Linked DNA regions of Mus musculus: regions 2, 3 and 4 are each linked to region 1. A link is a loop called in an ENCODE intact Hi-C map of the cell type or tissue named here. Cell type or tissue: heart. All regions are shown on one strand. Each heading gives the region's core, and the rest is flanking DNA. Links, peaks and the distances in the headings are about the cores only. Region 1 overlaps Sema4d (sema domain, immunoglobulin domain (Ig), transmembrane domain (TM) and short cytoplasmic domain, (semaphorin) 4D). Region 2 has its middle 19 kb from the start of Sema4d. Region 3 holds the start of Sema4d (sema domain, immunoglobulin domain (Ig), transmembrane domain (TM) and short cytoplasmic domain, (semaphorin) 4D). Region 4 overlaps Sema4d (sema domain, immunoglobulin domain (Ig), transmembrane domain (TM) and short cytoplasmic domain, (semaphorin) 4D).

What was found. A loop is a pair of places that touch in the nucleus more often than their neighbours do. Peaks named below come from ENCODE experiments on the same cell type or tissue, not always from the same donor. Only the 100,000 strongest peaks of a DNase experiment are listed, where the experiment ranks them.
Region 2: a loop joins it to region 1, with 2.1 times the contacts of the local background. A loop is called at or near these places in 3 of 42 quality-filtered maps.
Region 3: it touches region 1 in a loop (2.0-fold over the local background); 12 of 42 quality-filtered maps call a loop at or near these places.
Region 4: it touches region 1 in a loop (2.1-fold over the local background); 9 of 42 quality-filtered maps call a loop at or near these places.

Annotation. Positions count from the first base shown.
Region 1 is chr13:51,727,704-51,733,065 of GRCm38, reverse strand. The region is part of intron 2 of Sema4d (sema domain, immunoglobulin domain (Ig), transmembrane domain (TM) and short cytoplasmic domain, (semaphorin) 4D); the gene reads left to right. Among named protein-coding and RNA genes, the nearest start is that of Sema4d, 63 kb to the left of the region's middle. In heart, for the core only: a CTCF peak has its summit at 3,058 (motif pointing left); no DNase peak of the experiment used is centred there; H3K27ac peaks cover 973 bases.
Region 2 is chr13:51,810,154-51,815,515 of GRCm38, reverse strand. No RefSeq gene overlaps it. Among named protein-coding and RNA genes, the nearest start is that of Sema4d, 19 kb to the right of the region's middle. In heart, for the core only: no CTCF peak of the experiment used is centred there; no DNase peak of the experiment used is centred there; H3K27ac peaks cover 962 bases.
Region 3 is chr13:51,790,451-51,795,812 of GRCm38, reverse strand. It overlaps Sema4d (sema domain, immunoglobulin domain (Ig), transmembrane domain (TM) and short cytoplasmic domain, (semaphorin) 4D), which reads left to right and starts at 2,135. Exons shown (of 16, transcript NM_013660.5): 1 at 2,135-2,316. In heart, for the core only: no CTCF peak of the experiment used is centred there; DNase peaks (open chromatin) are centred at 2,152, 2,842 and 3,492; H3K4me3 peaks cover 2,734 bases; H3K27ac peaks cover 2,319 bases; H3K27me3 peaks cover 1,802 bases.
Region 4 is chr13:51,774,177-51,779,538 of GRCm38, reverse strand. The region is part of intron 1 of Sema4d (sema domain, immunoglobulin domain (Ig), transmembrane domain (TM) and short cytoplasmic domain, (semaphorin) 4D); the gene reads left to right. Among named protein-coding and RNA genes, the nearest start is that of Sema4d, 17 kb to the left of the region's middle. In heart, for the core only: no CTCF peak of the experiment used is centred there; DNase peaks (open chromatin) are centred at 378, 1,538 and 2,258; H3K27ac peaks cover 2,287 bases.

The DNA of each region.
Region 1 (5,362 bases), core at 225-5,224:
CCCACCCCACAGAGAGTCTCTGTGTAGATCAACTCTTGCTCTCTATGGTGTGGGCCATAGCTCCCATGCTCTATACCTTCCGTCCAGTACTGTGGAGGGATGTGACAGGTACAAGAAGGCCCAGGCCCACCCACCCTGGTTGCTGACTGGGTGCACCTGCTGGCCTGCTCTCGTGAGGGAGTCAGTGGCAAACACTGTGGAGAGTCCTTGTTCTCACAGTTCATAGAGCTGAGTCCCAAAACCACCAGGGAGCCAGGGAGTGTCTCTGGCTTATTTCTATCGTGCCTTCCCCCCAGACTCCTTTGTCCTCCAACAGCACCAGCATGGCACTGACTGTTAGAGACTTGGGATATTATGTGGTGTTTGATTTTAAATTTCTTTAGAGGAGTTAGGCACCACCCACAGAGCCTATTGTGCAGCTAGGAAACATTTTATAATAAAGGAACATTAAGAATTCAAATGAGGTGCGCTGTAGCTTCTGTAGCGGAAATTTCCTTATTCTCTTGGGCACTAAAGCACCACTGCCAGTGACCCCCTGGGTAAGCTGTCTCCTGGTGTATACAGTGCTGGCTTCCTGGGCTGGGTTTCGATATTAATTGGCTCTCTGGTTAGAGGCAGCTGCCTCTGTTCTGCAGGTCGAAGCTTAGGGCTGAGCCATGCAGGTTCCGTGTCTGGGGAAGGCCCCTCTTGGCTGCTCGTGGTGCTTTATTGTGTCCCATCTGGTGAGAAGGGAAAGGGAGACTGTTCTGTGGAGCATCCTCAAGAGCCTTCCTGACCTCGTGACCTTGAAGAGGCCCCACCCACCTCCTTTCACCATCATTCCGGGGCTCAGGACTCCACACAGAAATTTAGAGTGTCCTAGTAGTTCTCACGGTAGCAGCTGAAGGTTTCTTACCCAGGGCCAGAGGGCTGCCATCTTATCCCTGGCCAGCCGCTCTCAGTACAGGTCTGCGCGGTCCGCGGGATCCAGGACTAATACCCAGGGTCCTGGAGGAGAGTAAGAACTAGTTGGGGGCCTGTGGGGCTGGAGGAGGAGAGAATGACTCACAGGTCGCCAACCTATACAAAGAAATGGTGTTGTCAGGATTTAAGCAGCATCATAACAATGACATGCCTTTGCCCAGGTCTCTGCAGCTGGCCGGCCACTGGTCCTCCACGGAACCCTGCTTCATGTCTGGCTCTCCCTGCCTCCTTAGCGCACACCCTGTTTCCGTTACTGTTCCATTGGCACCATGGCGGTCACTCTCCGTACCTGGCCACCCAGCGTGACACCTACCCAATGCTCAGGTTTAGGGCATGAGCTGACTGAGCTAAGGCCATCTGAGGCTTGCCTGCCCCTATGAGGTAGCTTGAGATTGAATGCTGACCTAGATGGAGATGTCCAGCTGCTCCTGCTAGCTAGCTGGGCTTTGCCAATGTAACTACAGTAGGGCACGTCCCTGCCAACTGGAAATCTTGGCTCTGGGGATACTCTGAGGCCTGGGAACACCAGAGCTGGGACAACAGCTTTGTGTCAGGCAGCCACTCCGGAGCTCCTGGACCCCTCCTGGGACTCTCCAGGGACAGGTCCTCTGGAATTCAGCAGTCAGGCTGGTGACAGTATTACCTGGGCCAGCATCGTAGAGGTGGGATACCTGGCTAGTGGCTGGCAGGGTGAGGTTGGAAGGCCACACCCGGCTGGGAGGGAAGGTGTGGCTGCACTGTTTTCTGGAACCATAGCCACCAGAGTTTCACCTCCTGTCTGAGCAAACGAGCAGCTAGGAATAGACAGAGCAGGCTCCTGTGGCCTGTGTCTTCAGGGGTGTGGAGTCCAGGGAACAATCTGCCGTACCACAACCACTCAAGATCCCCAGGTTGTGTTTGCTGTGGTGCTCAGGAGGGTGCCTGAAAGTCTATCTTGTCCCCACAGGAGCACCTAATGGTACCCTCTTTGTGATCTATTCCCGTTATTAGATCCCAGTGAGGAACCGTAAGTCTAAGACACAGTACGTGTATACACACACACACAGAGAGAGAGAGAGAGAGAGAGAGAGAGAGAGAGAGGTGCATACCTAAGTGCATATCTGCAGATGTACTCACAAACATGTAGTCATGCATGTTTACACACATCTGCAGATACATAGGTATGTGTGCACATGTGTATGCATGCACTTACATTGTTAGATGTCATGTTACATGTCATATGCATGTTATACACAGAGATAACATTTAACTTGGCACTTGCATGTGTGCCCATGTACATATACATAACAGACATGGCATCTGTGCACACACATGGGCATGGGTATGAGCACAGGTAAACACATGTCAACCAGCAACACATGTCGCTGGTTGACATGCTGACACAGATGTACACAAGTTCATGTGCACAATGTGTGTGTGTCCACTCATACACACACACAGTACCCTCAAGGCCATTAGCATTCTCAGGCCAGAGCAAGGTGACCATGCCCTGGCTGGGGTCGGTCCTGTCTCCAGTTGCAGCCCCTGCTGAGATTTCCAGGGTTTGCTGGAGGCAGAGAGTTGCCCTCTGACAGCCCAGGCAGACTGCAGAGGGGGCTGCAGTTCTTTCTCCTGGGTTTAGAGTAGGTGATCAGCCCTCTTAGTGTAGTAATGGGGCCTTCATGACCCTGTCTGTAATGGGATGTCAGGCCTTCTTCTGGAGGGCCTCAGTTGTCGCAGGGGAGATCTCAGCTTTCCCTGGGGGAAGGGCGATGTATCTCTTTGTTTAAATTTAAACACCGAGAGCAAGGTCCTGAACTTGGCATTGGATGGAGCCGTTCCTGGAAGGCACTGTGGCAGCCTGTCTGTGTGGGTGTGGCAGGCACATTGTTTCAAGTGAGTTTTAAATTACACCAAACAGTGAGTAGTGTAGAGAAAAGAAGAAAAGTCAAGCCCAACGCCTTCCTCCCCTTCCTCTACTTCTCTGCTCCCCCCCTCCCCTCCTCCCCCTCCTCTACTTCTCTGCTCCCTCCCCTCCCCTCCTCCTGTTCCCAGGGGCTTCTTTTAAAGAGCACCAGGGTGTTGGCAAGGCTTTTGCCCTCTAGTGTCTGCCCATGGAATAACTGTGCTCTGCATTGTGGGGTTGGGTCTGCAGGGCAGGAGCCTGCAGCTGTAGTGAGCACAGCCTGGCTGAACTTGCTCTGTGCTTCTGTTAAGGCAGCCCAGGGCCCCAGTAAACCCCACAGTTCCTACTTTTGGTCAAGACTGGCAGAGGAGTTTGCTGGCTGCCACTGAAGGCCAGAAGGTGGCATTGGATTCCCCTGGAACTGAAGTCCCAGATGGTTGTGAGCTGCCGTGTGGGTGCTGTGAGTGGAAGCCAGGTTTTCTCAATCTACAAGAGCAACAACTGCTCTTAACCTCTGAGCCATCTCCCCAGCCCCTACCAATGCGTTTTATACAGCTGACATCCAAGGGCAGCCCCAGCCAGACCACCCTGGGCTGGTGAAGAGTTTTGGTTATTTCAGCCACTTAAAAAAAAATGTTTCTCTTAAAATTTGTTTTAGTCTTGTGTCCTGACTTTTTCACTCCAGGCACAAGCTGAGGCTCTTGCTCTCTGCCCCTTGTCATGCACCTCCACCCCTCCCCCACCCTCCTAATAAATGTATTCCCCACCCCCCACCCCCTTTGGTGACTGAGGCTGCACTGTGGGCCCTGGTAGCACATTCTGATTATATTTCCACTAAGGACCATTCTCTCTTCCCCTGGGGTTCTAATTGCTCCATTTTGAGTGTTTGGTAATTCATTCTTAGCTGTTGGTGCAGCATCTTAGCCATGTTATCAGGCCCCAGCCTCTGAGACTTTCCTTTTTGCAGCTGATAGAATGAGAAAAAAAAAAAAAACCCTTATTATTCTATGTTCACAGAATGGCTGTTAGACCTCCAGACATCTAGTCTTGAGTTTCAGATAGCAGCATCAAGAGCGAGCTTAGGGGTCCAAATGCTGGTGTTTTTTTTTTTTTTTTTTTTTATTATTGTTGTTAGCCTATTTCATGGAATTGTTTCTAGTGCTTTCCACTTAGATTTCTTTAACTAGAAGCAGGGTAAGTTACAAAGGTGTTGAACTGGGCGTTCTGCCCACCAGTGAGAGCTCAGGATCTGTTACCTAGAAGGAGGCAGGAAGTCACAGAAGCAGGAGGAGGCCAGGCTGGGTGGCAGGAGATTTGAGGGGAGGGGAGAGCTACTGAGCGTGGGGAGGGGCAGTTGGATGAGGAAGGAGGTGCATCCAAGACAAGTTTGCAGATTGGGTGTCCTTACTAGCCATGGACCCAGCCAGAGAGTGGGGCTGCAGGTAGGTGAGTGTGCTTTAGTGGCCAGTGCCTTCCTTGTCCTCCCGTCCACGTGGTTGACTAAGGAGCTGAGGGAGTAGTAGGGTTTCATCCTGGGTCTCGGGGATACATGTGTCTTGTGACACTCTCACAGCTCTGAGAAGGAAGACGTTAGGTTTCTAAAATCCTGTCCTGATGCTCGTGAACTTTAGGGGCAGCCCTTCTGCACCCTGCCCGGCATGTCCTTTCATGTTTCTCAGCCAGATGGGTCTCACTCCTTGTGGTGTCTATGAACCACCTCCTGTCCTTCCGTGCTGTGGTGGGGCATCCTAATTAGCGGCTTGCGTGTCCATCAGCTCACAGGTTCAGGGCACCATGTTGGGTCTGGTGTTGGGCAAAGCCCTTCTGGTCTGTTAGCCCCTGGTTCTGGACTCTCTTTCTTGGTATCTTGCTCGGCCCCACCCCACTTCTTTTCCAGGGCTTAATTAATTAGCTTGTTGTTAATCAATTTTTGTTAATTAACAAAATAATTAATTAAATCCTGAGCCAGGACCTCACTGTGGAACCACGGTAGGACTGGGACTCACTGTGTAGACTGGAGCCTGCCTCCCCCACCCCACCCCACCCCCCCCAGTGTTGCGATTATGGCCTGGGACTACATATAGACTAAACTAGCAATGAACTCACAGAGCTCCCTCTGACCTATGGTTAAAGGCCTGTGCTACCACCTATTAATTTTGGAATCTGTTTTGTATCTTTAAATTTTATTTCAGTCAGGGTCTTCTGTAGCCCAGACTGACCTCAGACTACATAGCTAAGGCTAGCCCCGAACTCCTCTTTCTTCTGCCTTCACCTGGTGGTGCATTGACATTCTAGGTTTATGAAGGGCTGGGGATAGAACTTTGGGGCTTTGCGCATGTGAAGCAAACATTCTACCAATAGAGATAAGGAATGTTTTCTTTTCTTTTTTTTTTTTTTTAAATAATCTATTTATTTATTACATGTAAGTACTGTCTTCAGACACACCAGAGGAGGGCGCCAGATCTCATTAGGGATGGTTGTGAGCCACCATGTGGTTGCTGGGATTTGAACTCA
Region 2 (5,362 bases), core at 111-5,110, 83 kb before region 1:
GGGGTGGAGCAGGGGGTTGGGGGGCGCTTGGCAGTTAAGGCATTTGTTGCTCTTCCAGAGGACCCAAAGTTGGTTCCCAGCATCTATATGGGATGGTTCACAATCTCCTGTAATGAAAACTCCAGGGAATGCAAAGCTGTTCTGGCTGCTGCAGGCGTATGCACACACACATGCAAACATACATGCATACACACACACACACACACGTAAAATTTAAAATATTTCCTTTTCAAAAGAAATAAATGAGAGAGGCTGAGGAGATGGCTCAGTTGTTAACGTGCCTGCTGCTCAAGTATGAATATCAAGGTTTAGACACCCCCACCCCCCAGAACTCTCATAAATGTCGAGTGGACATGGTGGCCCACCTGAAATTCTGACCCCAGAACGAGGAGACAGGAGACCCCAGAATAAGCTGGCTAGTAAGACTAGCCGTATCAGTGAACACTGGGCTTGATTGAGAAACCTGTCTCAAAGAATAAGATGAATGACTGATGGGAGGTGACTGCTGACATCCCCTTGGTCCTCCGTACGTGCACATACTGAGAGAACCTAAGGGGGAAATCCAGATTCAGTTGGCTTAGAGAGGGCGCGCTTTACAGGTAGATCCAGAGCGATAAAGTATAGATGGGTGCTGTTGGAAAGCCCCAGTCAAGTCATTTCCAAGGCTGACTCCATCCTCTGGGGCAATGTCTCAGTTTCTTCTTCACAGGCTGTGGAGATTTCTCATTAAGCCCAGGCTGCCTTTCACAGATGATGTATTACAAGCCCTGATAACATCAGCTCTGTCTCTCACATAGCGACCTGCCACACAGCAGCATTTTCCCCCATTTACTGGGGAAAAAATAGACTCCAGGTGTGACTGTCTCCACTCCACAGCAGGGGCTGTTGTGGCCAAGAGACCCTCTCCACTCCCATCGTGACATCAGTCAGTCTGTCATCCCCATAACAAAACACCTGAGAAATAAAGGTGCATTTGTGTGCACATCTTTGGATATTCTGTTCCAGGATCAATAGACACCACTGCTTAGGCCTGAGGTAGGCATCGGGTCACATGATAGACACGCAATATACAGAAAAGCTGCTCACCTCAAGGCCTGGAAGCAATGAGGAAGTGAGAGACGGGGCACCTCAATCCCTTTTGAGGGTATATATACCCCCAGTGGGCCTGGAGACTTCCCACTTGGCTCTCCTCTTAAAGGTTCTACCATGGGGAAATTTCTACTACCCTGTCAAACATGCCTTTAACCCATGAGCCTTCAACACATGGGAAGACACTTGTGCAAATAACAGCAATAGCTTTCTCAAATCCACCCTCTGAGGACCCTGCCACAAGCACATCAATTGGAAAGAAGCCAGGCTGGGGCATGCCCTGCCTCAGACCGCATCCTGTCATTACTGTTTTGACAGTTGTCATGGCAACTGGGAGATTAACGTATATTTCCACCTTCTGAGCAGCAGCAAAGCTTCCTGCCAACTTGTCAGGCTGGGTAGTTGGGGGACAGACTCCAGGATGCTGATGACACAGAGTCTGTAGCCTTAAGAGAAATGGGGCTACCTCCAACTCTGGAGAAAGGGCAAGGTTGTCTTGCCCTGTGGGGTTCCTGAGGATGAAGGTCAGATGAAATCCACTAGGAAATGAACGAGGAACAGTGCTCAGGACACACATGGATGGCCCTGGGCGAGTGTCCATGCTGGGAATACTAGGCGTGATGCAGTAATTAGCCCAACCACAGTGTGACTCTACTCCACCCACATGCATGTGATGAGAGACAGAGTCACCTCCTGGGGGTAATAAAGCTACTCTGGTCTGACCAGACCACTGCCTAAGTGGTCCTCTTAGGGGGAAAAACTATAGTCCAGAGATGAACTAGGCTAAGCTTGGCTCTGTGCAGTCGGCCTTTGTATCCCTGGTGGGAAGAGGGGGTTCTTTCTGTACATACTAAAGCTCTTTATATAAAACAGCATGAAGTTTACATAGAGCTTACGCAGCCCCTCCTGTGTACTTTAAATCATCTCTCAGCTACTTCCAACACCAATGAACATTGCTATGTGCATAGGTCTCTGACTTCATTATTTAGGGAACCATGGAAGACTTGGCACATGCTCAGTGTAGACACCTAGGTGTAGTGCAGACTGAACATGCAGAACAAGATCTTCAGGGGTTGAATCTGGAAATTACAGTCTGTGTATACAGAGGGCCACCCATCCATCTATGGCAGCCTTTCTCAGCCTGGCAGTCGACGCAGCCTGGACTCCTGGAGGGCTCCCAGTCACCGTCTGAGATGGCCCAGGGTCTCTCAGAACTATTCTTTATCATGAGACCTCCTGGCCCAATCCTGTCCTCTGCAGAAGAAAGTTGTTAAGAATCATCTGCCACAGGGAATTATTTTCTCTTTTGTTGTTGCTCTTTTGGCTTTCTGAGACAGCTGCTTACTCTGTAGCTTTGGCTGGCTCAGAGCTCATGGTGTAGATTAGGCTAGCCTGAAAATTGAGGCCGTCCTGTTTTGGCCTCCCAAGTGTTGGGATGCAGGCGTACATCACTGTGCCAGACCTACAGGAAGTTTTGTCTTATTGGTTTAATTTTTCTTCCATGTGCATATATGTCTTAGTTAGCATCCACTGTCACTTGGACACATCTAAGAAAGATGTCTTCGTTGAGGGATCGATCAGATCAGATAGGCCTGTGGGCACAACCGGGGGATGAGGGCAGGGATTGTCTTGATTGTTTATTGATGCAGGAGGATCCAGCATACTGTGTGTGGTGTCATCCTTTATATGCATGGTCCTGAATTAACAAGAAAGCCAAACGAGTGTAAGCCAGCAAAAGCGCCAGCGAGTAAGAGGCTCTCCATAGCTCTGCTGTACTTCTTAGGTGTGATGTGAGTCGGTGAGAGGCGATGCTGGGAGGACCACAGAGCAAACCTACCTTCAAGTTCCTGCTTGAGTTCTTTCAGTGATAGGCTGTGGCCCGGACCTCTAAACCAATCAAAACCTTTCCTCTCCAACGATGCATTTGGGCAGAGTGTTTTAGCCCAACAACAGAAAGAAAACGAGAATATTCATATTGAATGTGGAGCATATTCCACCGCCCCCCCCCCAGCTCTGCCTCCCTGCTCTCCTTTTCCACCCCTCCCCATTAATTGCCCCCTCTCCTTGTAGACAATTTAATTATGTCCCCTGACGGTACAGGACTTCCATTCCACGGGGGATCCAAGCAAGGAGGTGAACAGAGACCCAAGCCAAGCTCTCTAGGACAACCTCTACAATGAAGTGGGGCTCCTAGGCAGGAGCCTCACTTACTGCATCTCAAGTTCTATGGGACCCCAGCTGTCCTCAGCCTGGGATCTGAAGGAGATCTCTAAGGAACAGTGGGAAGCTGCATCATGACCTGCCTGGTTGCTTAGAAACAGGATAATTACCCCAGTGGGGCAGCTTGCTCTCTGGATGCACCATTATGAAAAGCTTTCAGTGTAAGTACTGGTCCACATTATGGATTGATGTCTATATGTAGGTGAGGGAAGGCATAAGATAAGGTGAGAGCCTGTGATTAGAGTGGAAAAGGCAGTAGGGAGGAGACTTTTGGAGAAGGGAGAGGACAGAGAGAGAAGGAAGGAAGATGGAGCAAGAGGAAGATGAACTAGATTTTGTGTGGCTTTAAATATCATAAAAGGAGAGAATAATTGGGATAACTTGCCTAACCTAGGTGGGCAGCTTGTATTATTATCAATTGACTCTGAAATTATTGTGTGTGTATCTCGTGAATTGAGAATTTATTGATATATAAATCTGACTGATTAATTATAAGCTTCTAGAGTTTTGATTTACTGGGTTAAAGGGATTTGTGACAACTAGACACGGGGCGGAGGGCTGAGAAGGAACAAGCAGCAAAGAGGCATGTGAACCGGAGCTGGGAAGACCGCCGTCCGCCAGGGGCTGGCCCAGAGGCAGCGAGACCACGGGGCAGAGAGTAACAGGGTGTAGCTCAGATTGGTGCTGCTTCTTTTCTATTATTTCCCACAACACATCACGGCTCAGCTCTGCCTGGCCGCTTTCTTTCTCTTATATGATGTTATCAATTGAAGCAAGAGCCTTAGGCATGCTAATGTGGAAGAATGTTTCTGGGAAGAACAGCATCTTCTACTGAGCCTTCCACAAGGAGGATTAACAGATAAGAACCTCATTCGTTGTGGAGAGTTTGGAATGTGACACGTCCAGAGCCAAATTATCTTGAGCCATCTTTAGCACCCCGCTCTCAGATTTATTTATTTATTTTATGTATATGAGTACACTGTCGATGTCTTCAGACACACCAGAAAAGGGCATCAGATCCCATTACAGATGGTTGTGAGCCACCATGTGGTCTGGTCGCTGGGAATTGAACTCAGGTTAAGAGCAGTCAATGCTCTTTACTGCTGATCCATCTCTCCAGCCCTAGATGCTCCAGTCTTTAGATGCTCAATAGCCATCTATTGTCTTACTCTGTATGTGTGAACATCTTTGTGACCACTAGGTAAAGCCTTTGAAGTGTACAAAAAAGACACTTAGTTCCCAAGGCTGAGAATGTCTGAGAGTGTCTGAGATCTATAGCAGACATCTCTCGATGTGATTTGAACCCTCTTATCTAATGTTCCCACCAAGATCTGTAAAAAGACTTCAGACTTTTTTTATTCTGTTACTATAAAAAACTTCACCAAACAGTTACCATGTTGGAACGTGGAATTTGGGGTAAGCCAAATATGAGCTCTTAGGCTGTGTTCACTCATAGTTGACTCCATAAAAGCTATCTCCTAACCCCCTTGTGGTTAGCATCATGGTTTTATTGATAGTGACACGGGGCCAGCACCCCACTGCTGAGCTACATCCCCAGGCCTTCTCCTGCGTTCTTGAAATGCACCCAGAATACCTACATTTTCCTACAGCTGTGTGATATCATCTAATACAAGTCTATTCTATAAAAGAGCACTGAGTATCTCTTGTAACTTATGGAGTATTGGACGGAAATTCAGAAAGACCTCACAGGTACAATTAGCACCAGGCTAAAATTAAAAGCCCAGGCAGCTGGGTTGATGGTGTAGCTCAGTCGGTGGCATGTTTCCTTAGCATACAGAGAATACTGGTTTCTATCCCCAGCACCACACAAACCAGGTATAGCCATACACCCCTGTGATCCCAACAGTCAGGAGATGGTACCAGGAAGATGAGAAGTTCAAGATCAACCTTGGTTACTTATGGAATATGGGTCCAGCCTGGGACACATGAGAACTTGTCTCAAAAAGTAATCTTGAAGTTATACCACAGTAGGTCAGGATTGCCTGTGTTCTATGTATGCAGATACCGTATGTGTGTATCCTACACGTAAAGT
Region 3 (5,362 bases), core at 294-5,293, 63 kb before region 1:
GTGGTGGACCAACACTCAGAATCGGAAGAGAGGTTGGAGACGCATCCTCTCTGTTTCTTTGGAATGGTCACCATCACAGAACTGGGAGGCAGAACTCAACAAACTTTACCCACTGTTCCCTGGCCAGGGAATTTTCTTCAGGGTAGATCTACCTGTCAGTGCTTGGATCAGAGAGTGGAATAGGTCAAGGTCTCTCACCTGTTTCTCTCATGGAACTCATTAGAGAACTGAGGCCCATGCCAGGAGTGGTGGCGCACGCCTTTAATCCCAGCACTGTGGAGGCAGAGGCAGGCGGATTTCTGAGTTCGAGGCCAGCCTGGTCTACAGAGTGAGTTCCAGGACTGGCAGGGATACACAGAGGAACTCTGTCTCAAAAAAACAAACAAAAACCACCACCACCAACAACAACAAAAAAAGAGAACTGAGGCCCAAGGTCAACTTGGAAGCAAGCCCCCAGCTGAGTTTTGTCAGGTTCTAGATTCAATGCAGGTTATGAGCCCCCCTAGAGCACTGGTCGGCAACCTTCCTGATGCTGTGACCCTGTGATAGTGTTCCTCCTGTTGTGATGGCTCCCCAACCATAAAATTAGTTTTGTTGCTACTTTGTAACTGTAATTTTGCTACTGTTATGAATTATAATGTAAATATCTGTGTTCTCCAATGGTCTTAGGTGACCCCTGTGAACAAGACCTTCGAATTCCCACCCTCAAAGGGTTCTTGACCCACAGGTTGAGAAACACAGCCCTAGAGCAAAGACAACCGACCCTCCTCTGGTTGGTTCTACTGTTTTGACCTCTAGTAGGCCTATTGTGCTCTCTGAGCCAGCACTGACTGGCACACCTAACCTGAAGAAGCTTCCTGGTTCTTTCTAGGACCTTCTATCCTTTAGGAAGGGCTTGCTCAGTTTAACTGCTGTCAGCTGCCTGCCTTCCCAACAGCCTCATCCCTGCTGGAAGCCCCTAAGGGCCTTCTGGAATTCAGGAAGCCACCAGTCTGCCTAGAGACTGGTCTTGATCTATTTCTTGGTTCTTCCGGCAGGTTCATTAAGGAACTGGGTTTCCTTTTAGGGAGGGACTGTGTCTCTGGGCAGCACTTCCCACCTGGCCAGTTACTGTGTGAACTGAGGGTCACTTCTCCCTTCAAGGGCAGAAAAGGACATGCCCTGTGGCTGCAGTGTGTGTGTGTGTCTGTGTGTGTGTACCCATGCAATATGCCATGAGGTCAACCCAGGTGTTGTCCACTTAGTTTTAGGAGACAGGGTCCCTTACTGAAATCTGAGTCTGACTTCGGATTAAGTAAGGCAGGCTGGCTGGCCAGTGAACTCCATCCAGGGTTCCACCAATAGTCTCTGCCTCAACACTGGGATTACAACAAAGCACCACTGTCTGGGTTTTTTTTTAATCATAGGTTCTGGAGCACCAACCTCAGAAAGCATGTTAAGGACCTGGCTATGTCTACCCTTTGTACCAACCAACTTCGGAAGGCCCAGAATTAGTTAGAAATGTATCTCATCGGGAGCTGCATACAGGAAGCCTTGGTCCATGGGAAGAACCACCCACACCTTGCATTGAGAACCCCAAAGGGTCTATCCTAGATCATAAAGGTAAGAGCCCAGCATCTCTGGGGTCAACGCTGGTGACCCCAGAGCATGGGGCACAGGAGACTTTGGGGACCTGGACGAGCAGGCTGGATCATTAGGAGGCTGAAAGGATCAAAAGGCTCCTTTTGCTGGTAATCTCCTCTGTTTTCAAGAGACCAGACTTGGGTAGGAAAGAGCCCCTGGGGTCTGGACCATGGGGCTTTGGGGGATGGGGGACGGGGGGGGGGGGACACGGGGGAAGAGGACGAGGGAGTTGGATGAAAAGAGGAAGAGGTGGTGGAAGGTAAATGGGGAAGGAAAGGAAGGGAGGGAGAAAGGAAACAAGAGGGGAGCAGGAGAAAAAGACTGGGGTAGGTGAAGACAGGGGCGGGGCGCGGGAGGGCAAGGAAGAAGGGAGAGAGGTTGGGGTGAGAGGAGGGACTAGGAGGAAGGGGGAGGGGCGAAGGGAGGGAAGAGACGGGAGGGGGAGGGGAGGAGGCGGGAAGGGAGGGAGAGGGGGTGGGGCCTGCACGCTAGCCCCGCGCCCTCCTTCCCCACGCCGGCCTCCGCTCCCTCTCGCGCCGCAGCATCTCCGCGCGTCTCCCGGCCTCCCCGACTCAAGCTCCTGGCGCCGTTCGCCTCTGTCGTCGCTGCCACCAACGCCGCCGCCATTCTTGGCGCGGAGCTGGCCTGGCCAGCCCCCGCCGAGAGCCTCCGCGGGTCGGACGCGCGCTCCAGGTAAGCGACTGGGCCGGCGCGGGAGGAGCGCGCGCGGGGTTGGGCAGGTGCGCGGAGCGCGGCGAGCCCCCGCGGTAAACCTAGGAACCCTGTTGGAGCCTCTCCTGCGACCCCCTCGGGGCTCCCAGGATCCCTCTCCGAGCTTCTTCCCCAGGTTCTCCCACACCGCTAGGACCTAGTCTGCATTCCCACCTGGATGCCCCCGGACTCCCTCTGCGTTCGCATCAGGATCCTTTGGGTCCCCTCTGAGTCCCATCCGGATTCCTCACCCCCCTCTACATTTCCACCGCGTTTTCCAGACCCTCTCTGCAGTTCCACCCCAGCCCGGATCTCTCTCCGGCGTCCCTTCCCTAGCTCCCGCCAGGCCCTGGCAGGCAGGTGGCTGGAGCAGGGACACGGGACAGGCAGCGGATGCGACTTGACCAGCCAGGCCCTGCACGCTGGGACCCCCGGGTGCTGACTCCTTGATCGGTGCCTCCCAGGTCAGGCCCGGTGCCCGTAGCCGGGCTCCCAGCCCCGGCCTAACCAGCTTCTATTTCGGTCTCCCAGGCCTTGGCTCGGGTGCACCGGATGTGGCGCGGTGCACTCAGACAGGTGCGGCCGCGGTGAGGTTGCCACCGCCGGGCAGTGGGCACTGCAAGGCGGTGGCTTCCTGGAAGATTCGGGCTGCGTTATTCTAGAACCGCCCGGAACCACCACCAGCTTTAGCTCGAGCTGCACCTGTTGCTGGCGCCCGATGATTTGCAGGGGGCTGGTTCTGTTGGGGCTCAGCCAGTTATGGCTTGGGGAAAAAAATCAGCCAAAAAACAAAACAGCGCTGAGCACGTAGCTGCCCTCTATATGTTTTCTGTTTAGTCTCTCTGTGGGTGAATGTGGAGTTTTGGCTTTCAATGAAGCATGTGGTGAAGGCCTGCCCCTACATACTGGGTCATTTGCCACATGAACTTGTCCTGCTTTTGTTTTGAAAACCCTCACTGTGTGGAGCACAGCCCAGGCCCGTGGGTGGCCCAACCTCTCACTGGACTGGGGGCCTGTAGCCAGCCATCTGACCCAGCTGTGGGTCTACCAGGCGCTACCAAACGGAAGTTTCCTTCCCAGGAGGGTGAAGTGACACCAGCGGTCTGTCACTTCATATGTGCCCCTGGCGTCTGACTTGTCTCTTGTCTGCCCAGGCAGGCAGGGTTATTTGGGAATGTTTACAGTGTCCCAGAAGCAGGCAGTCTTGGGCAGAGGTGGGGGTAGATCCCGGTAGCGACTATAATGGCCTGATTGTCATTTTGACCGTTGCTGTCTGTGTGCATCACGTCAGAGCGATCATCTGTTGAGAAGCGGAATGGATAGAATAGTGAGCAGGGATGTTGGTGTGGGCAAAGCTTGTCTTTCCTGACCATAAGACTCAGTTAGGTCTGGCTGGTCCACACAGCAAGTAAACCAAAGAAACAGACACACGTTGCCTATACCAGTTGTGGCATTGCCGTTCTTGCACGATGGATGTGCGACCTGGAGCCAGGGCAAGAGTCAGAGGCTGCCTTCCTGTGATGGGCTTGTTTAAGTCTGTCCTTTGAAATGGAGCTGCGAAGTCCCTCTGTCTATAGACTCCAATGACTTCTGGCTGTCATTGTGTGCCTTACAGAGACTCCTCCCCAGTGGTTGGAGTCTTGGCAGGTGGCTGCCTGCCCTGGACTGAGGGATGAGGTGCCTGGTGTGGACCGTGCTGCCTCAGGAATCCAGGGGGTCTGGGGCCAGGGCAGTGTGTCTGGTGACATCATCCACTTGTGGACAGTTGCTTCTCTAGGCTGTCTTTTATGGACAGTGTCCAAGGAGGCCTTTCCCACCCCAGGCATGGTGTGTGGTGGGCCAGGGCTATGGGAATGGGTGCTAATGGACAGCATGATCAATAATGCATCTCAAAGATCAATGGTTTTCTTTAGCCATTTGAGGTGTTTCTAGAGGGAGCCTGCCCTGGGAGGGCTAGGAAGGCTGAGGAGGGGGACAGTTTCCTTTGATTCGATTATGTTTAGGGTGAGCTTAGAGCCAGGGACCCTGGGTTTGAGCCCTCCAGAACATCTTCACTATACCAGAAGAGGATTTGGAATTTCCTCATTGTTGTTGTTTAAAGCAAACTGTTCCCTCGAGTTTGGAAAAGATCTCCCTCAGGCTCTCTGTTCCCTAGGCACCCAGAGAGCCATAGCATGAGCTTGGTGGTCATGCCAAGGTGGTCTTGGGGGGAAAAAAACCCTGCTGCTAGAATTAGCCAACAGGGGGCAGATCCCCTCCCTTTCTTCCTCCCTTCTTCCCTCCCTCCCTCCTTCAGATGGAGCCCAGGTTGCTCTCTGACCTCCTGTATCAGCCTCCTGAGTGCTGGGATTACAGGTGTGGGCCACCACTACCCAGTTTACATCTCTCCAATGGTGCCGGTCCCAGAAGGTCCACTAGATGGTGAAAGGTACTGGTGAGAGGTACCCATGGGGTTTACCCAGGCTGAGGGGGAGGGTCCTTTTGGTTCTCTTGGCTAAGAGCCATCCCACTCTTGGCAGCTGCAGTATGAGCAACCCATCTCTGCAATCTCAGTTGAAGACGTGGCTGTCCCTGGGTGACTTGGGGTGTGGCCCAGAGCTAGGCTGGTCAGGCAAGGTCTTATGCACGTGTCGGGGAGAGGTTTGCTGGACCACGGTGCAATTCTCTTGTCTGGAGGACATGCAGAAAGAGGTGGCAATCTTGTAGGAGGTACAGGTTAACCTGGTCTGTCAAGGGGTGACCGGAAGAAACATAGAAAGAAGTGGCAATTTGTTAGGAGATATGAGTTTCCCTTGTCTTTCTAGGGGTGAGCTGCTGGGCCTTCCCCAGAACAGATACCAAGGAAGGGGATTTGGGGGAAGAGCCAGGTGTGGCTGTTTTGCTCTTGGGACCTTGCTTTCCAGCTGTGCTCTTTCCTGAGTCCCTTTTGTGCTCACCTGGGATGCCACATCATGGCACATCTGTTGCTGCTGACCCAGGCCTGGACAGCAGCCGTACTTTCTTTATTTCTTGCAGGGGGCTTGTAATT
Region 4 (5,362 bases), core at 146-5,145, 47 kb before region 1:
TCTGCAGGCGAGGGTAAGGTTCGAGCAGAGCAGCGAACTGTCCTGTCTGCCATCGTCACACGGCTTCAGATAACGCAGGCTGACTAAATCACTGCCGTCTCTGCCTTGTCACATGGCCACCTCTTCTGTGTCTCTTCTTTTGTATATAATAAGGATGCTTGTCTGGCCTTGAGACCCACCCACTTTGAGATCTTTCACAGAGGCCTTTCGTAAGGTTATACTCACTCATGATCGTGGGCCTTTTGGGGCTGGACTTCAGGTGGGTAGCCTGGGAAGTGGGAACAGGGCCTAGCGCAAGTCCTGGTAGGTAGTCGACCCACCCTGGGATTCTTTCCAGTGGAGTTTTATCTGCAGGAAAATGGAAACTGCAGCTCCTCTTGCCAGAGTGTGAAGCTGTGGAAACAAAATTAAAAAAATAAATAAATAAAAACTGAGGTCAGCTTTTCTCTCCGCTGATGGGGTCTCTGCAGAGTCCTCGTGGGATCCAGTGTGAACAGGAAGCTAGAGGCACTGAGTCACGTCTCCTTTATTTTTATGGTGTTTTTATTGTTTTAGAAAAGGGAGAAAGAAAGCTAAGAGCTTCCTCCTTGATCTGGGTCCTTGCCATTAACAGCTTGCTTTTCTGACACTTTCCCCACTTTGCTACCATTTTCAGACATGTGTCTGCTCCTGATTGATGCACGCACGCGCACACACATGTCCCCAGGTTCCTGCTCATGCTGTAGTGGTTTCTGCAGCTCCTTCTTTCTGCTCACTACTCTCCTATAGATGCGTAGGTTCTGTGTCATGCCGGGCAGCAGCACCCCAGCCTTCAGAGGGCGTGTTGCACGCACCCCACATCTGCTGGCTCTTGGTGGGTGTCTGTCCAATCTGCTGTTTCCCTGACTGCTTTTCTTGGGTGCATTTTGCTCCTCAGGCATTGCTGAGCGAGGTTTGCTGTCCCCATGATATGGGGTGTCTCCTGGGAATGGTAGAGCCTCCTAAAGTGGCTTCTGTGGTAGGGTGGGTATTCCTGTGCCTGCTTGTTTGTGAGCACGAGTATACATGCTTGGGCATCGGTCAGTGTGTATGCATGTGGATACCTGCCTCCATGTGTGTACACGTGTGTGCATGCTTGTAGACCAGTGTGTGCATGTACATGCAAATGTGCATGCCTGTGAGCACCTGTTTGCACATGTGCACATATGTATATGCATGCACATGTATGGAAAGCTGCACTCTGGACTCTGGACTCTTCCCTACATTTAGCAGACTCTGTTCATTAGGAGGCTCGCTAAACTCATTTTCTAGAAGTCTGTTCTTGGCTCAGAGCTAAAAATCCACCCTTGCTGTTCTCTGGCAATGCTAGCCTATCTGGAGTGATAGAGGATGCAGGGGCATTCAGCATGATGTCACAGATTGTGTCATCTGTGTTTCTCCAGGAGTCAGCTGTTCGGCTGTCTCGTCCCCAGTCACACTGGCTGTCACAGCCAGATGCTGTGGATGTTCCCAGATAATTTCCAGCCATTTCCTCTCCCAGGGGACTGTCCTCTCTGCTCATGGGGACTTCCCTACATAGTCACGTTCTGCTCCAAAGGGATCCAGAGTCATGGTGGCCTGGGCAGGCTTTAAGGTACAGGTAGATGGCCTGCCTAGGTCATGTAGGGCCAAGAGGACAAGAACAGGGAGTTGGCCTGCTCGGGAAGCCTGTCCCAGGCGCAGGCAGAGCTCCATGTTCATACCCATAAGTCACCAGGCCAGCAAGGCATGGATGAAGGTTGCTGGCTGGCTACTTGGTGGGGTCACCCACTGGGGCTCTTGTAGGCTGAGCCTCACACTTTGCCTGACCGTTCACTTCACTGGGACAGCACCCAGTGTTACATTTAGGGGACAATAACTGCCTCCGGTAATGAGTGACTCCTTTGCTGCTGCTTTAAGGGAATCCTTTTGTCCTTCTCCAGACTGGGCTTCGTTTTCCTGACCAGCGGCGCCAGGGCTACACACACCGGGGGCATTGAGCAGAGAGCCACTGACTGAGCTCGGCTATTCTGTTTCCTTTTGCTGAGGGCAAATGTTGATGTAAGTTGCAGTCTTTCCTCCTGTTGTGAGCTGCTGAAGTTATCCTCTTGCTCCCTGGCGTGCTCTTATCTGACCTTTATACTGGATGGTTCATCCAACCATAAATAATCCCTTTGAAACACAGAGGGCCTGGTGTGCTGGCATCTGCAGAAGCTCGGAGAGGAGCTGCCAGGAGAGCAGGCTGAGCACAGGGAGGTGCAGGGAGGGTGCCAGGACTGACGGAGGAGGGGTTCTTCCGCCTCCTTTTCCATTGGGCCTGAGCTGGGGGAAGAGTAATTAGATAATAATGAATGAGCCAGTGAGTGGGAGGAGCTGGTCTTGGGGACTGGCAGGGAGGACTCAGTGTTATCAGAGTAGAGAGGGTTGGGGCTCTTCACCAGGGCTGTGAACAGGTGGCTCTCAGCATCAGGCTTTTGCTCATAGACTACAGTCAGTCTGTGTTCTGCATCCTTTCCGAGTCAGGTTCACAGACAATGCCACAGAACTCTGGGGTCTAGAAGGCCTGTCCTAACCCATAGGCGCCTTAGGGTGCAGGCCTCAGGGTTTTCTGTGTGATGGTTTGTAAATGCTCGGCCCAGGGAGTGGCTCTATTAGAAGGTGTGGCCTTGTTGAAGTAAGTGTGTCACTGTGGGTGTGGGCTTTAAGACCCTCATCCTAGCTGCCTGGAAGCCAGTATTGTGCTAGCAGCCTTCAGATGAAGATGTAGAACTCTCAGCATCTCCTGCATCGTGCCTGCCTGGTTGCTGCTATGCTCCCGCCTTGATGATAATGAACTGAACCTCTGAACCTGTAAGTCAGCCCCAATTAAATGCTGTCCTTTTAAGAATTGCCTTGGTTATGGTGTCTGTTCACAGCAGTAAACCCTAGACACCCTGTTTCCTGGTCTCTGGGGCTTCCTGTCAAACCTTAACTTAGCTGTTTCTTAGGAAGCCAGGTCTTTCTGGGTAGCTTGGGGTTAGCTGAGGTTTGTGGCTAAACTGTCTTCTGCCTGAAGGTTCTGAGAAGCTAGCAAGATCACTGGGGATCTTGACTCAATAGGTTTCCTCAGTGACAGTGGGGGTGTTAGTGTGACACAACCATTCCCCGTTCATAGTGTCCTACCCTCAGGTCCTAAAGCAAGAGCCGATGTTCTTGGAATTACTGACTGGTACTTACAAAGGCGGGATACCACCTCTGACTTGAAACCAGAATCGCCAGCTTTAACTCTGGCTTGGCTTCTCACTGAAGGAAGATTTACCCACAAGTATGTGGCAGTTGGAGACAATCCCATCTCGACCATTTCCTGTTCTTCAAGGGTCAGGAGAGGCCTGAGGGCCATGGCTTGATCACACACATGCCTGAACCTTTGCCCTGAATTTAGGATGCTCTGGGAATTGTCCACTTTTGAAGGTACAAAAGTGTAGCCATTTGAGAAGGCCACACATGGTTCCTGAAGCTCCTTGGTTTCCACGGACAGCTTCAGCGCATCGGATCTTGAAGAAAGAAGAGCAGCTTGAAATGGGGCTCATTTGCCAGACTCTTGCATTGCTGTATGCAGAGAAAGATGGCTGGCGACCAGGAGTGGGGAGGAGCAGATCTGTTTATGCTTTTGTGTCCTGTGTCATCTTGCAGATGCTCTTACTTGGATGAAAATGCGAGTGATTTCTTAACCCACCCTCAGAACTGCAGTAGAAGCGGAGATTCCTCAGGGCTGACCCTGCCCGAGCACTGATGCTGCGGGCTGAGTTTATCCTATTGACACCAGGTGTCTAGAAGCTGTGGTTTCATCTGGACATCCTTGGAGTAAGGTTTCTTGGAAACGAGTGAGGCACAGTGTGGCAGGGACGAGGGGATAGACACTTGTGTACAGAACCTGGTGCCCATGTGACACCAATGTGGCTGGAGCCATTGGTCCCTGTGGAAGCCTGAGTATTCTATGGATGTGGATGTGAAGCCCCATTTTATTTGTTTGTTTTGTTTATTTATTTTTGCCTCTTTTCTGGGTGGTAGCCAGGAAGGACCTGAGTAAGAGGATGTGGCTCTGTGTGTGTGTGTGTGTATTGTCTATGCATGTATATATGTGTTTTGTGTGTGTGTTATATGTGTATATGCATGTGTATATGTGGTTTTATGTATGTGGATGTTATATGTGGATATAGAGGCCTGAGGTTGCTTCAAGAATCATTCTAGAATTCTCTTCCACCTTCCTTGTTGAAGCAGGGCGTTTCAGGCAAACTCAGAGTGTCTGGGACTCTTCACCTGTGTCTTCTGAAGACACAGATTTACAAGAATTAGAATTACAAGTGGGCTGCAATGCCCATCCAGCATTTACATGAACTCTGGGGATCGGATCTCCAGACCTCATGCATGTGCAACAAACCTTAAGCCCCCTTGTTGGCTCTTAGGTCTGTCGTTTGTAACTGAAAGCTGGGCCTGTAGTCTCTGCATGGTCATGGTCAGCAACAGCTCAAGGTACAGTGCCGTTGTCTCCACTTACAGCAGCTGGTATGGCTGAAGATTCACTGATGTATTGAGCTGTATACCCAGCAGCTGTTTGTTTGTAGTGGATATGCACCTACAATAGATTTTAAGTGTGAATCGGGTACAGTAAGAGTTTAACAACAAGCCTGTCTGTGCTGCACACCTGCAGTACTAATGACTAGGATGTGTGAGATGGGAGGATGGATGGATGGGAGGATGGATGGGAGGATGGATGGGAGGATGGATGGAGGATGGATGGGAGGATGGATGGAGGATGGATGGATGGGAGGATGAGATGGGAAGATGAAAAGGGAAGATGGATGGGAGGATGAAGTGGGAGGATAGATGGAGGATGGATGGGAGGATTGCAATTTCAGTGCCTGCCTAGGCTACTTAGGATGACTCTCTCACTGAAAAGGGCTCTAATACATGTGTGTTAACACTTGTTCACAAATCTCCCCCCACACACATTCTCTCTGTCTTGAAAAATATAACTGTACAGTAGAGCTGAGCAGTCTTAGCATATCTTATTTCTTCCTTTAGGTTGAAAATACACACCCTTTCTCTTAAAAGCAGCACTTCCCGGTGCTTCTCTTTGGAGACCCAAATTCCTACAGCCCACTCTCCAATGCTGTAGAGTCATTGCTAAATAGAATTGGGGTTACTGGAACTCAGGGCTTGTGATGCTCAGGCAGTCAGGCTGATAACTGAGACAGTGTTGAGTGGCTAATGTATACATGGTGGATACAGTGGGCAAGAGGAAGCATAGCCCATTAGGGTGGGGCAAGGTGATGAAGGTGTGTGTGTGTGTGTGTGTGTGTGTGTGTGTGTGTATGTTCTCACG